Linked DNA regions of Homo sapiens: regions 1, 3 and 4 are each linked to region 2. The links are chromatin contacts, found by Hi-C or POLR2A ChIA-PET in ENCODE. All regions are on one chromosome and are shown on one strand. Each heading gives the region's core, a stretch centred on a gene start or an enhancer-like site at or near the end of the contact. The rest is flanking DNA. Distances are from core to core; before and after follow the strand shown.

The links. Hi-C counts contacts between places; a loop is a spot of excess contacts on that map. ChIA-PET counts read pairs that join two places held with the same protein, here RNA polymerase II (POLR2A). Pooled maps may share reads with other maps.
Region 1: a loop to region 2 is called in a map with no recorded cell type, with 5 times the contacts of the local background. The contact joins two enhancer-like sites. A Hi-C loop is called at or near these places in 18 of 37 single-sample maps with no recorded cell type and 5 of 50 pooled maps. POLR2A ChIA-PET finds 5 or more read pairs at or near these places in 2 of 52 experiments (GM12878 and HepG2).
Region 3: a pooled map shows a loop between it and region 2 (5-fold over the local background). The contact joins two enhancer-like sites. A Hi-C loop is called at or near these places in 1 of 168 maps with a recorded cell type or tissue (endothelial cell of umbilical vein), 1 of 37 single-sample maps with no recorded cell type and 6 of 50 pooled maps. POLR2A ChIA-PET finds 5 or more read pairs at or near these places in 1 of 52 experiments (HepG2).
Region 4: a map of endothelial cell of umbilical vein shows a loop between it and region 2 (7-fold over the local background). The contact joins two enhancer-like sites. A Hi-C loop is called at or near these places in 3 of 168 maps with a recorded cell type or tissue (IMR-90, endothelial cell of umbilical vein and heart left ventricle), 13 of 37 single-sample maps with no recorded cell type and 5 of 50 pooled maps. POLR2A ChIA-PET finds 5 or more read pairs at or near these places in 1 of 52 experiments (activated T-cell).

Annotation. Positions count from the first base shown.
Region 1 is chr14:53,618,901-53,622,162 of GRCh38, reverse strand. The region is part of intron 2 of LOC105370504 (a long non-coding RNA gene); the gene reads right to left. Among named protein-coding and RNA genes, the nearest start is that of LINC02331, 230 kb to the left of the region's middle. RefSeq lists a silencer at 470-539. Within about 2 kb of position 2,007, at least 2 of the 41 ENCODE cell types and tissues checked have a DNase peak (open chromatin) inside an H3K27ac peak, as active enhancers do.
Region 2 is chr14:53,887,207-53,890,837 of GRCh38, reverse strand. The region is part of intron 2 of LOC107984676 (a long non-coding RNA gene); the gene reads left to right. Among named protein-coding and RNA genes, the nearest start is that of LINC02331, 38 kb to the right of the region's middle. Within about 2 kb of position 1,642, at least 5 of the 41 ENCODE cell types and tissues checked have a DNase peak (open chromatin) inside an H3K27ac peak, as active enhancers do; they include endothelial cell of umbilical vein, where a contact is called at or near this core.
Region 3 is chr14:54,168,336-54,171,610 of GRCh38, reverse strand. All of the region lies in intron 4 of LOC105370507 (a long non-coding RNA gene), which reads left to right. Among named protein-coding and RNA genes, the nearest start is that of BMP4, 210 kb to the right of the region's middle. Within about 2 kb of position 1,995, at least 5 of the 41 ENCODE cell types and tissues checked have a DNase peak (open chromatin) inside an H3K27ac peak, as active enhancers do; they include endothelial cell of umbilical vein, where a contact is called at or near this core.
Region 4 is chr14:53,538,194-53,541,384 of GRCh38, reverse strand. All of the region lies in intron 2 of LOC105370504 (a long non-coding RNA gene), which reads right to left. Among named protein-coding and RNA genes, the nearest start is that of LINC02331, 310 kb to the left of the region's middle. Within about 2 kb of position 1,729, at least 3 of the 41 ENCODE cell types and tissues checked have a DNase peak (open chromatin) inside an H3K27ac peak, as active enhancers do.

The DNA of each region.
Region 1 (3,262 bases), core at 758-3,257, 270 kb after region 2:
CCTGCTGGATAAACAAGATACATTCAGAGTTGCATTCTTTCCCAGAATCTTTGGAGCATGGATTCACAATTCTATTTCTAGCCTATTTTTAAAATATCAAAGAGAAGGACCAGATGTCACAATGAATTAATATCCTGGACTTACAAATCTGGAGACATAGGTTCAAATTCTCCCCAGTTGAAAGTAAATACGAGTTTTCTGGCTTCTTGGAGCTCCCTAGTGAATATTTCATTCACCCCCAAATTTGACAGTTTGACAGGATGATCCCAGCATCTTCTTTTCTATCATGACCTGAGGGCTGAAAGCTCAGATGAAGTGAGGCAGGTGCCATAACTGAGCCGAAGGAAAATCCAGCCTCATCTCCCACTCCCCTCACCACACAGACCTCTAGGGATTCCTCTCTCCTATTCAACATTTCCCCATCAAGAGGCACTGAGTTACACAGCTGTTGCTTAAGAGAGACAGGAAATAAAGGAGGAGGAGCTCTGGCCCTTTGACTGACTTAGTGATGGAGAGTCAAAGGCCATCAAAGTGCAGCTGCACAGTCCATTGGCATGGCCATGGTACTGTTGCAGTCCATCCAAGTGGATCCCATGAAGGCTCTCCCTTGATGGATTTCCCCTTAGCGACACTCACTTTTATTCTCTACTTGAGTCAGTTTCTGACACCCGTCACAGAGACTGTGGCAATGTTATTAACATATTTATGCTTGATGGCCTTTTCTTCTAGGAAGTCTTCCTGCTAAGCTGGGGTTACGTACCCTGTTGTCATGCTCTCCTGGCACCTTTCTTCCCATCCCAGCACTGCTTTTACTTCCTGCAATAGCCATACCTATCTGCTTCCCTCTGGGGCCCTAGACTCCATGAGAGCAGAGAATGCACCTACCCACTTCACTTCACTATTTAAAGATCTCAGTAAGTTCTTCTAGATCATCCTAGAAATCACTGGAGACACCTCTGGGAAAAGAAGAGTGGTGTGGGAGAGGCAAACTTTGTGTAGGAGAGGCCCCCCTGATGGGGGATGAAAAGGGAAATGCCCCAGCCTCACAGCCAGCTGGGCACCTCACTCAAGTGAATTTCCCTAGAAACCCCAGTGGGTCCTCATGTGGAAAGTGTGGCTGGTGTGATGATAGAAAATGGCAAATGATCTTTCCCTCAAAAAGGCAAAGGAAAGGGAGGTAGCACGTTAAGCATCAATGCCAAGATGTAACCCACAATAATTACAGTTCAAGAAAACCTGAACTTGGAAAATTTTGATTAAAAAAAACCCTACATGTACAATCTTACTTCATATCTGTTTTTCTTTCTAGTTACGTTGGATTTTCAATTTAAAGTACATTTAAATGGACATTTTAAAAGGCAGAAGGAGCAAATTCACACAACTCCCCCAGCAGCTTGCCCATGGGATTCATCATGGGGAGAAAGCCTGGCTGATCCTGGGCTTTCTGAAGAGGTGGGCTGTCCACTTGTCACCCCATATGAAGATGCTCTGCTTTTATGTGAGTTCAGCTCTATCAAACTATGAGCATATGTTTCAAAAAAAAAAAACTATGTCTTTTAAGGCATAGTAAAGACAGCTGAAACATTCTTTCTCTCCCTCCAGAAACCTAGGAATGAATTCCTCACCACTAAGGCAGAGTCCAGGAGAGAAAAGGCAACCAGCCAGAGAGGAAAAGGGAATCCAGAGAGAGCCGATCAAGTCAGGCCAAGTTAATAACAGACCTGCAAAGACCAGCCTCCAAGACTCTAACCTGCAGCCATGGGGAAATCCCAAAGAACCTGTCTCTTTAATTTTTTTTTCCCTGAAAAATATTATCTGGAGCTCTTCCTCTAAGTCTCTCGGCACCCTGATATTTGGGATAATTGCACCCACTGCTCTTAAGCTTGGGTGCTAAAATCCCCTCCTGGAGTTGAGTTTTTAAAGGGAGCAGATTTAAAGCTGTCAGCAGTAGAGGAGAGAAGGCCAAATTGCTCTCATGCTTGAGCCTGTGGCCCAATTTGTTTGTAATTGGATTGGTATGCAGGGAAGATAGAGCTGTCTGGGGGAAATGCTACATGATTCCCTTTAGTAGAGGATACTACTGATGCTGCTCATAGCCCAGCGCCAGATCCCAACTAATGAGGGAGGGCAGTGAGACCCTAAACGCAGAGGAGAAGGGCCAATTCCATGTATTCACCAGGTAAAAGGACAGCAGGGGATGCCCTTCACCAAATTTAACCCAGAAATCAGAGCATACATTGCAAGGTTTGTGTGCAAAGTTAGGGAATGTGGGCCAAGGAGGAAGCTTGGATGACAGAAGGGAGGAGAAGATGAAGCTGGACAGGATTCCAAGAGTCTAATAGCAGCCCTTTACCAGGAGAACTTTTTTTTTAATAAAATGAAATTGCTGCAACTTCCATTGCCTTCTCAGTTGAGTCTACATGGCCCAATTGTCAGCCAATAATATAAATTCCATCTGCAGGCCATCGCCAGCTGCAGAGCCTGAAAAATGTAGGCTTGGGGAGAAAGAGATTTAGTTCTACTCTCGGTTTTGCTACATACCATTTATGAAACTTTGGCAAGATACTTAACCCAATTGAAGCTCAGTCTTCTGGTCTGTAAAATGAAAATAATAACTCCTATGAGAATGCTGACTTAAAGGGATCTTGAAAGTCTGAAGAGCCATATTGGGTAAAATTCATGGTCAATCAGCATTATCCCCCCCCACCTTTATATATGTTCCCCTTTATCTCAGGCACCAGAAGCCTGGGAACTACATATCCCAGATTTGCTTTCCACCAAGGTTCTGAATTTGACTTACATTTGACAATGAAATTCATTTGTGAGATATCTGTAAGGGGAAAGAGAGCAAGAGATGCCTCTTCCTCTGTCAATGGTGGTGGTGGTGACTTGAGTATGAGCTCCCACAGATGTGACCAACATAGTAGCTGGCTGGTCACCTCTAGGCACCAGCTTCAAGGCTGTGGGCCAGTTATTATTTCCTGACCTCAGGTGGCAACCTGTGTGACATAACCTGAAAGCTAAGAGTAATCCACCTTACTTTCTTGGTTCTAGTCTTTTCCACAGCATAGTACTTTCTTGGTTCTAGTCTTTTCTGCAATGTAGTAAGCACTCATATTTGCTTTCTATTCCTATTTGTTTCAGGCAATGGAAGGCAATGGAAGTTGCAGCAATTTCATTTTACTAAAAAAATTTATATAGCAAATTATCACAAACTTAGCACCTTAAAACAACACTTATCACACACTTCCGTAGAGCAGGT
Region 2 (3,631 bases), core at 393-2,892:
AAAAGGAAGGAAAATCTCCAACTGCAGATTAGGAGATAAGACATAACAAAGCCATCCATTCCTGGGATGTAGTGGTCCCTTCCAAGAATGCAGAATGCTGTGGCCACTTGTGTGGAATGCCTGCCCTGGAATGCTGGTTCCAAAACAAGCAATCTGCACCAGCCAGCATTGTCTCAACCACCATCACTGAATGGACCCCCGGGCATTCACTAAGTGAGTCTCTGTCTGACCCCCACCCAGGAGGGAGAGGAGGAACTGACTTCAGGTACCATTAGACTTGAAATTAACCCAGTGTGGGTAACAACTGACAATTAGCCAGTTCCAACCCTTCTCCCTTCCTGCTCTCTTCTCCCAACTAAATCTAAGCAGTTCTTGACGGCAATAACTTCGCTTTTTAAAGGCCTGTTTATGAAGCCAGGACTTGGAGTTGGGAGGAGAGAGGGTCCTCCCTAGCTTCTGTTAGCCTCAGTTTCATCTTCTGAAAATAATCCACTTAGACTAGAGGATCTCCAAAGTCCCTGTAGCTTTGGTCTACTTTTTTTAAAACACAGCATTAATTCTGTTTCCCTATTTCCAAAGATGCTCAAACTTCTTTAGAAAGCCCATTTTACCATCTTTAGTTTGTATGTTCTTCTTTTACTCCTTGCAGGAATAGCAGGCTCTGGATTCAGACTACATGGGATGAAATTCTTGCATCACGAATTACTACCTATGAGATCTTAAGCCAGTTTCTTAAACTTTCTAAGCTTCAGTTTCCTCATCTGAAGAGAAAAGGAACAGCAATAATGGTTATGTATATTTCCCAGGCTTGCTGTGAAAATTACAGGAGAAAATCCATATGCAACACCTTGTGTTCTTTCCTTTTCTTCTTCCCCTTCCCTCCTCCTCTTTTTCTCTTCTCCTTCCTCCCCAACCTTCCTTGCCTCCTCTCTACTCTGCCCACCACCTCCCTTTCCCACCACTTTCCTCACTTCTTTCTCTTTCTCTCATACTCTGTTGTACAGCTTGGGTACAACAGACTCTAGAAGAGGTCAGTAGCCAGATCTTGGGTAGGAATATTTTCCCTTCCACTTCCTCTACCTCCCACCATGGCCTGTGAGACAAGCCCAGAGGCCCCATGTACACAATACAAGTACACTTTGCCAGGTTCCCCAGGTAGCAGAAGAGGACCCCAAATGAATGGAGCTGCATGGAACAGGTGAGATGCATTCTGCTTGCACTGTCTTTCAGAAAGGATACAAGGACATTCTGGGGTGAAGCAATGCCCACATTTTAATTTAGGAAGTTCCTATAAACCTTCACATTCTCAGATTCATTAGGTTCTTAGAATGGTCTCCCTTTTGGAGCTACGACCACCACCATTACTGAGGGAAAGATGGGGTGGTGGGGAGGAAGAAATTGGAGACAAAATGGGAGAGGAAGGAAAAAAAAGTTAGTATAAGTAGGTGGTTGGCATATTTTGAGCTGGTTTGTTAAGAAGGTTGTAGTTGAGTTTTAGAAAAGGGGGTTACTTTTTTTTTTTAAACACACACACACACACACACACACACACACACCACCTATTATATCCTGAAACACTGATGCTAAGAGCTGTAAAAGTAGAACTCCACCTACAGAAGAGGGAAGCACATGACCAGGATCTCAGATAGGGATGGCAATTAGCCTGCACCCCAAGCACCTGCTCCTACCAAATGGTAGTGATTGCTTAGGATACTGAATTGAGAAAAATTTGGAGGCACACCTAGAATCAGGGGAGAAAAGTGCTACAATTTCTTATCAATGTCATCGACAAGGAGTGATGGGTCTATATGGAGCATATATTTGCCAGTTCCAGATTCAGATACACCATGATGACATCCCTTTCTCAAGCAGGAAGCAAAATCACCTAAGACTGCTCCAAGTTTAATGGGGCATGCCAAAAGAGGAGGAAGATAGGAGAATTCATTTCTTGGGATGTGATGGGGGATGAAATAGGGAAGCCAGGGTGGAGAAAACAGGACTGCTGAAGTGAACAGGGGAGGAAAAAGAAATTGTTGCCTAAGGGGGTATAAAATATCCACGAACATTAACTGTTTATGAGATGAAGTCATATGAAACAGTATTTTCACAAAAGTCTCTCCTTGCACCTGTTAATGTTTAACCTCTGCTGGGGTGAAGTCCAGCTGGACATATCTGCTGAGTGTAAATGGTTTTCTGGGTTTCCCATATGCTGTTTCTGTCTTAAGCTATTGATATTTGAAAGAAAAGAAAAAAAAAACCAACTTAACCCAAGTGTATGGAAGAAGCCGTGCTGTCTTTAATTCCCTTGATGAAAAGTTCTGTCTTTTAGATAAATTTGACTGTAACAAAGGCTCTAAAAGCTCTCCCTTGCCCTGAAGATTGTTGCTTACAGAGATGATAAATTAAATCTAAGGAATAATGCAAAATTTGATCATAGCCACTCATCACAAACTCAAATTTGAATTGTCCCTATGTCTTCCTGGCACTTTAGTTCTTTGGTATAAATTAGAATGTGTTCGCAAAGGTTTTCGTTTTTGAAAAAAATAATATGTTTTTTTAATGACAGCCAATACTTTCTTTTCTTTTTTTTTAAATTATTATTATACTTTAAGTTCTAGGGTACATGTGCACAATGTGCAGGTTTGTTACGTATATATACATGTGCCATGTTGGTGTGCTGCACCCGTTAACTCATCATTTACATTACGTATATCTCCTAATGCTGTCCCTCCCCCCTCCCCCCACCGCACAACAGGCCCTGGTGTGTGATGTTCCCCACCCTGTGTCCATGTGTTCTCACTGTTCAATTCCCACCTATGAGTGAGAACATGCGGTGTTTGGTTTTCTGTCCTTGTGACAGTTTGCTCAGAATGATGGTTTCTAGCTTCATCCATGTCCCTACAAAGGACATGAACTCATCCTTTTTATGGCTGCATAGTATTCCATGGTGTATATGTGCCACATTTTCTTAATCCAGTCTATCATTGATGGACATTTGGGTTGGTTCCAAGTCTTTGCTATTGTGAATAGTGCCACAATAAACATACGTGTGCATGTGTCTTTATAGCAGCATGATTTATAATCCTTTGGGTATACGCCCAGTAATGGGATGGACAGCCAGTATTTTCTTATTAAGCTCAAACCTCCAAGTGTAATCATAGTACATTTGATGTAGATATGGTGGTTTTGTGTGTGTCTCAATTTGGCAGTTATAAATTCATCACTGTCTGAAGTAGCACAATGAGGCCAGTGTAAGGAATCCTTTGTTAAGGTTTGTTTTCTTCTTTCTGTAATGCCTCCTACATTGAACTGAACACCCGTTCCTGTTGATTTTACCTTTTTTTTTTTTTTTTTTTTTTTTTTTTTTTTGAGACAGAGTTTTGCTCTTTTTACCCAGGCTGGAGTGCAATGGCACAATCTCGGCTCACAGCAACCTCCGCCTCCTGGGTTCAAGCGATTCTCCTGCCTCAGCCTCCCGAGTAGCTGGGATTACAGGCATTCACCACCACGCCCAGCTAATTTTGTGTTTTTAGTAGAGAAGGGGTTTCTCTATGTTGGTCAGGCTGGTCTCGAGCTCCTGACCTCAGGTGACCTGTGGCCTCCCAAAGTGCTGCGATTACAGGCATGACTC
Region 3 (3,275 bases), core at 746-3,245, 280 kb before region 2:
GACTTTGGCAGAGTTATTTAAAGGTCTTGTGACTAAACACCAAGCATATCAGGAACTCTGAGACAGTTCCTTTTCTTGTGCTGGCTTCATTATGATTAAGCTCATTGGGAGAGCTAGAATCCCTTAGCTCCTCAGAAGGGTATATCAATGAGGCAGATTCTCTTTAAAATAGACAGGAGGGTTAGCCATCAATATCTGATTTGCTGGAGAGGATATGAACAGGGAAATTACAGAGATAATGAGAATTTAATGAGTTAAATTGTAGAAAGGAAATTAAGGGCCCATCGTGACAATCGGTCTGCTATAAAAGCCCAAGTCCTATTGTATGAACCTTTTACTATCCTCGTGGTAAAACCAGGGATAACACTCTAAGATGAGGAATATTGTAATTGGCAAAAATAAGAAATGGTAGTTACTCCTTCCTGATACTTTGACAAGTAGTTAATAAATGGATTGTTGACTACCACATAAAATCCAGAGGGGGGATATCAGAGTGGAATTGGAGGATTTAAAATAAGGTCAAAGGCTGGGATAGTGTTTGCATGCATGTTTGTATGTATGCATATGTAGTCCAAAAGAAAAATTCTAATTCATGATTATAATTTGAACATTTAGTCTTTCCCTAGAAGCTTCTGAAAGATCAAAAGAGGTCAGATGTACAGAACAGACTTCTTAAAATGTAATGGGATGAATGTTGTGATGCTTTTTGTACTTTGAGGCTGGCAGGTAACAGCAGGGACCAGTATTAGAAAAAAAGAACAAGAGATTTATTTTCTCCAAATTTTCCACCCCTGTTCCTATGGTAGCTGATGCTACCACCCTGTGGAATTGCATTTTTATGACCTCCTGGTGCTACCATTGCTGGATGAGTTGGAGATGGATGGGGGCTATCTTGTGTATCTGAACACTTATCCTGGCTCAGTTTTAATACCCCACATGGCACTCAAAGTTATAGTTCTTGAAGAAAATTTCTATGTTTTGAATGGTAATAGAGAAAAGCTATCTATCCCCTTAATTTGCTATCTTCAATTTTCATTCCTTCATGAGAGATGTAATAAGTCTGGGAATTTCCCTCTTTGCTAGGTGGGGATGTGATTACCCAACTGTTGGCAGGGTGCTTGGGATTATCCAGATGGAAATGCTATTTAAGGGCTAGGTATTAGGGTTTTGCCTTTTAAAAATTAAAATATCCCCAAATGAGCTTTATTTGTGTTTCCTTTAAAGTCCTTGTTACAGGAAGTTGCCAGGGGAGGAAATGTAGCTCAGAGGTTTCTGGGACCAGCCATGGCTCTTGGGATGGATCAGAGGCAGAGTCACCAGTCAGGGGCTTGGCCAACAGAGCTGCTATGTACCTTTTCCCATTTTTAGCCCTCCATTTGGTTCCCAGAACTAAAAGACCCTTTCTATCTGTCACATGGGAGACTCTCTGACCTTAGGAAATCGAGATGTCATGCCCTGTGGGATGTGGCTGCCTACGTGCCTTGATGAGCTGGGTGAAGCCCTCATGCAATTAGTCTTACTAGGCAGCTTTCAAGTGCTTTATAAGTTACATTTCATCTATGTGTTTTTAAAAAGGGGTCTTTTAAAAAGGGACATCATTCTTGTCACTTTCCATTCTTTAAATTTCAGCTCTTGGGTTTGTCTCAGTGAGAAGCAGATTCCCATCTTTTTTTGCGGGGGAGGAGTTCGAGAGCTCACCCTACTCCAGGGTTACAGCAGATTTGCTGTTGTTGCTGTTGCTGCTTTCTTTTCAAAGTACCATAGGTCACATGATGACTTCCAGGCCCAAATGGGGAGATGATGTGGATAAAAGTATTTAGCAAGAGATCAAAAACTGGGCTGCACTTCTAAATGGCTTGCCTTTTAGAAAAAAACACATTAGCCTTTCACCCAGATGTTGTTGTGGGTAACTGTCAATACGGTGCACAGGTGGCACAGTTGTCTTGCCATTTACTGCCTGATGCCTCGGCAACTGCTGCCAGCCCTTCAGAAATAGGAAATGACTAATGATGTGGTGGAAATTATGAACCAGGATTAATAAAACTTGAAAAGGAACAGTCTTTCAGTGTTTGATCCTCCTTAGAGGAAGTTAAATCTGAATCCTAGATTGTTTTCCCTGAGGTGTTCTTCTGACTTTTTCTGATTACTCGGCTGTAGTGGGGGTCTATGCTACAGCTAGGAACAGTGAACCAGATGGTGCAGGAAGCAAAGTGCTGCTCCCATCCCTGAAGGTACAGACACATGTCCTGTTCTGCAGCCCATCTGTGAAGAATCCAGTTAAAGGAGCCACAAGCACAGAACAAATATTTAACTTCTAAAAGTTGAGATTTAGCATGAAGAACATTCTGGAAAGATTTCATTCACTGTCTGAGTGATTTCTATGCTTCCTCATTAAGGACAATTGTTGGGGTCTCAATAGATTTCAGGGAGTTGACATTTTTCTTTTTAATTTTGGAATCAAAATTTATTTTCCTTAAGGCCCATGCCAAGCATTCTTTCACAATTCTGTGGGCCTGTCCTCTAGCCCTCTTTCTTGTTCCTCTCACATTCTCAGGCTCCTCTTTTCCTCTTGGGAAAATGCTATGTAGCCAAAGGGATAAATGCACATTTGTTTTATAGATGAAGAAGGCAGTATAAGGTATAATGGGAAAAAAAAGCCAGACTCTGAATAAGGAGACTTCAGTTCTAGGCCCTTTTCAATAGTGTAATCTCTGGGAAACCCCTCCAAGCTCTGTGAGTCCAAAGGTATCACTTCTATGATGATGGGTCTTAACTGGGTATCTGCTAAGTTCTCTTCCTGCTCATTATAGCACATGTGTGTGGTGTATGTGATATTTTCTCTGAGGTAGTCTCAATTCCCTTGTCTTAAAGTATTGTGGTCTGCCCAGGAACCTGTCCGGTCAGTTCCTGATGAGGAGCATCATGGGCAGGTAGGGAGCAGTCGTGAAACATGACCAGTTACTGCAGCAGAGTATTGACACTTAGGTGATTCGTGTTGTTATAAGGCTTAATATTGCTGCAGATTAGCCGGTTAAGAAAAAGCCAGGAAGTATTTCTAAGGCCTCTAAAGTCAAAGTATCTCCTGAATTTGCTCATTAAGATCAACTAGGCCACAAAAGAATCAAACTAAACTGTTCATCTAAAGTTTTTGGTGAATTAAAGCAACTCTGTATTTCAAGCTAGTTCAGAATTGCCAGAGCATCTCTATGTGTCTGGGCATGTGTGGTGAGCCTGAGCACATGTGTATGAGAAAATATGTCTGTGTGTGTGCTTGG
Region 4 (3,191 bases), core at 480-2,979, 350 kb after region 2:
ATATATATGAATGCATGGATTTCCTGAAGAACTTTCACGAAGAGTTATAAGCCATCTCTTGTATCATCTTCTGTGGAACCAAACCAGCCTCCTCCAGAATTATTAATCTCTGTGAATAGATGACTAAGCTAGATGGCAACTAAGTGTTCATACTTTGTAGTTAAGTTTTCTAAATGTTTTTGAACCTGCAAATTTATCCTCTTTTCTTTTTTCTTAACATTATAGTTTTAATCTTTAGAATCAGCACTAGAAGAAGGATCATTAAGAAACTTAATGTATGTACACTTAAAGGTAAGGAAATTAAAATCAGATATAAACTGCAGGATGTTCATAACAGAGGAATTGCTTTTGTTTCTAACCCTCCTGGGTCCAGTCTCCAGCCATGAGGTATCATGACATCATCATGTGATGGTAGTCCATGATGTGAGATGGAACAGAGAAGACATTAAGGTGTTACAGTGCATCCTGGCCAACATGGTGAAACCCCATCTCTACTAAAAATACAAAAATTAGCTAGGCATGGTGGTGCACGCCTGTAATCCCAGCTACTCAGGAGACTGAGGCAGGAGAATCACTTGAGCCGGGGAAGCGGAGGCTGAAGTGAACTGAGATGGTGCCACTGCACTCCAGCCTGGGTGACAGAGCAAGACTCCATCTCAAAAATAAAATAAAATAAAAATAAAAAATAAAATTGTTACAGTGGCACAAAGGTTCTCCAGAAGGTAGAAAACTTACTGTTTTTCTTTAAAGCCTTTTTCTGCTTTGTTTTCTTCAGAACTTGACTACAATTAAGATATTTCACACACGTTATGCCTTATTTGGAGAAGTCAAGTCATGCATCCTTTTTTTTTTTTTTTTAACAAACTGCCTGCTCTCTGCACCAACAATATGGATGCTGTTTTCACATATCAAGCCAAAAAAGAAATCAATTTATAGCCTGTTATTCAAATTAGGCCATCTGTGAATTCCTCGTTGTACAGAGAGTTTTTATGGCCAGCTATTCTTAAAAGTTGACAGGTGTTCAAGAAATATGTGTTAATTTTACAAATTGAAATTTTATTTATTAAGAAATTCCATGCACTCAGAAAGAGATGTGACTTGAACAGGCTAGCTTTGTTGAAAATGAGCAATCCAAATCTTTGAGAGATACAAGGACCAACTTTCCAGGCCAAGATGCCCCTTTAAGTAATGAAACAGTAGGATTTATTTTACTACTGAACGGTTAGGGATAGCCAAAATCTTATTCTGGGCCACAAGTCTATGACCTATTTAAAAGCTGAGAGACTTTGTACATTTCTGAGGTTAAACAAAGGGGCCTATGGTTCAAAAAAACGTACAGCAACGAAGCCCAGAGGCAAGGCCTGAGTAGTCGGGAACAGGCTGCAGGAATCCAGCTCTTCCCAACTTTGCTCATCTCTGTTGCTATTTTATTTAGTGAAGTTATCCTTAGTGACTAACTCAGAATCAACAGATCTTATGCAAGTGAATTCCTATCTGGGCTAACAAGAACCAGGGAGGTGGTACAAAAGAACACTGAAATCCTAGAGAAAAGGTCTATGGAAACATCAGCGATCTTTAATTCACTTTTCTCTTCCTCTAAGAACCTGCTTTTGTATTTCCCTTTCTCTCCTTTTCTTATTACTCCCCTTCATCAGTCATTCTTTTCTGTAGTCAGTTGGGTTACCACCCAAACCCACAGTGACACCTGCTGGCCAATTTGCAATGGTGAGCCTGAATCCTGCGAGGTCTTGCTTGGCCCACAGTAAGCAAGAGTCCATTGAGGCAAACACTAAATACTACACAATTCTTTTAGAAACTTAGACAGTGAGAAAAAAATTAAGTGAGCATTGCCAGGGAAGTTCAGGAATGGAGAATTTTGCAGAGAAAGCTGCCTGAACCATTACAAATGTAAAATGTATGTATTATAGGTGTTTTTACCTCATAAAAAATAGCCAAAAATATATCCGGTGCTGTGAGACAATTGTGAAGACTTAAGAAAATAGTTATGGTAATCACTCATGGAATGTCACTTTTTACATTGGTTTTCAGTAACTACACTTATAGTCCAAAAGGTTTTATATTAGCATTAATTTATATTAAGTCCCCCCCAAAAAACGCAGGAGAATATGTTGCACAAACATTTATTTCCTTTAAATATATTGATTAGAGCTCCAACACAAAGGGTTAAAAATTTAGGTTTAAGACTTTTTTTTCTGTTATTTCCCAAGGACTTCCAATTCTTGGTCAAGTTTCTTTACTGAAGAATATTCATATTTTGTTAATCCTAAGTATTTATACATTGGTTATTTTGGCTGGGTACATTTTTGAGGATGTTTGCTTTGTTTCAAGCAAATCCGTTCCTGACTGGAAAGTACAAATTCTAGCAAAAACAAAGACAACAGAAATATTTTTTAACATTAATACATTTTCTTAAAATATTTACACTTTTCATTTGAAGGTTAAATCCTAGGAATAATTCTCCATACACATGTTCATATTTGAAACAGGAGGTTGTCCCCAAGGACTTGTAGCAACAAATGTGTATTGGACAAAAATGTTGGCCTTCTTCATCCTTACTCTGTGTTCTAAAAGCCAAAACTTCATTTTAGCATGACCTTAGAAGAATAGTGATACTTTTAGAATTTCCTGGTATTTGGTGGAAGGAATGTTTTTATTTGACTGCAGATGTCACTTGGTTTACAGGAAGGATTTGGTAATGCATTCATGCCAGTACTGCACTTACCCCAGATTTCTTGCTATGTAGGAAGAACACATGTCAAAGCTCACTGTTTGTTAAATGGAAAAGATTCAGTACACCAGAAGCTTCTATTATAAACATTGTGACTTTGTGCAATTTACAAAATGTTCTATCTCCATTAAACAATAAACCCTTGACCCCAGAGCTCAGTTTTGGGATTCTGCGATTTGAGAAGGTAGACATAATGGATGGCAATAATAAATGAAAAGTTCAAGAGGTTAAGAAAAACTGTTTAATTATTTCTGTACAGCGTGGGCTGCAGAAAGCTTGCATGTCTGCCTTCTTCCTCATAGAAACACTGCATGGAAGAGATCCACCAGGGCAGCCCAGGCAGGGCATAAAAGCAGGTTGCGGTCCCTCAGCTGTGTTTATGAACAAATGATTTCTAGATACCCTTCCATCTCTGAATCTTTGCAGTTCCTGCCAGGGGAGA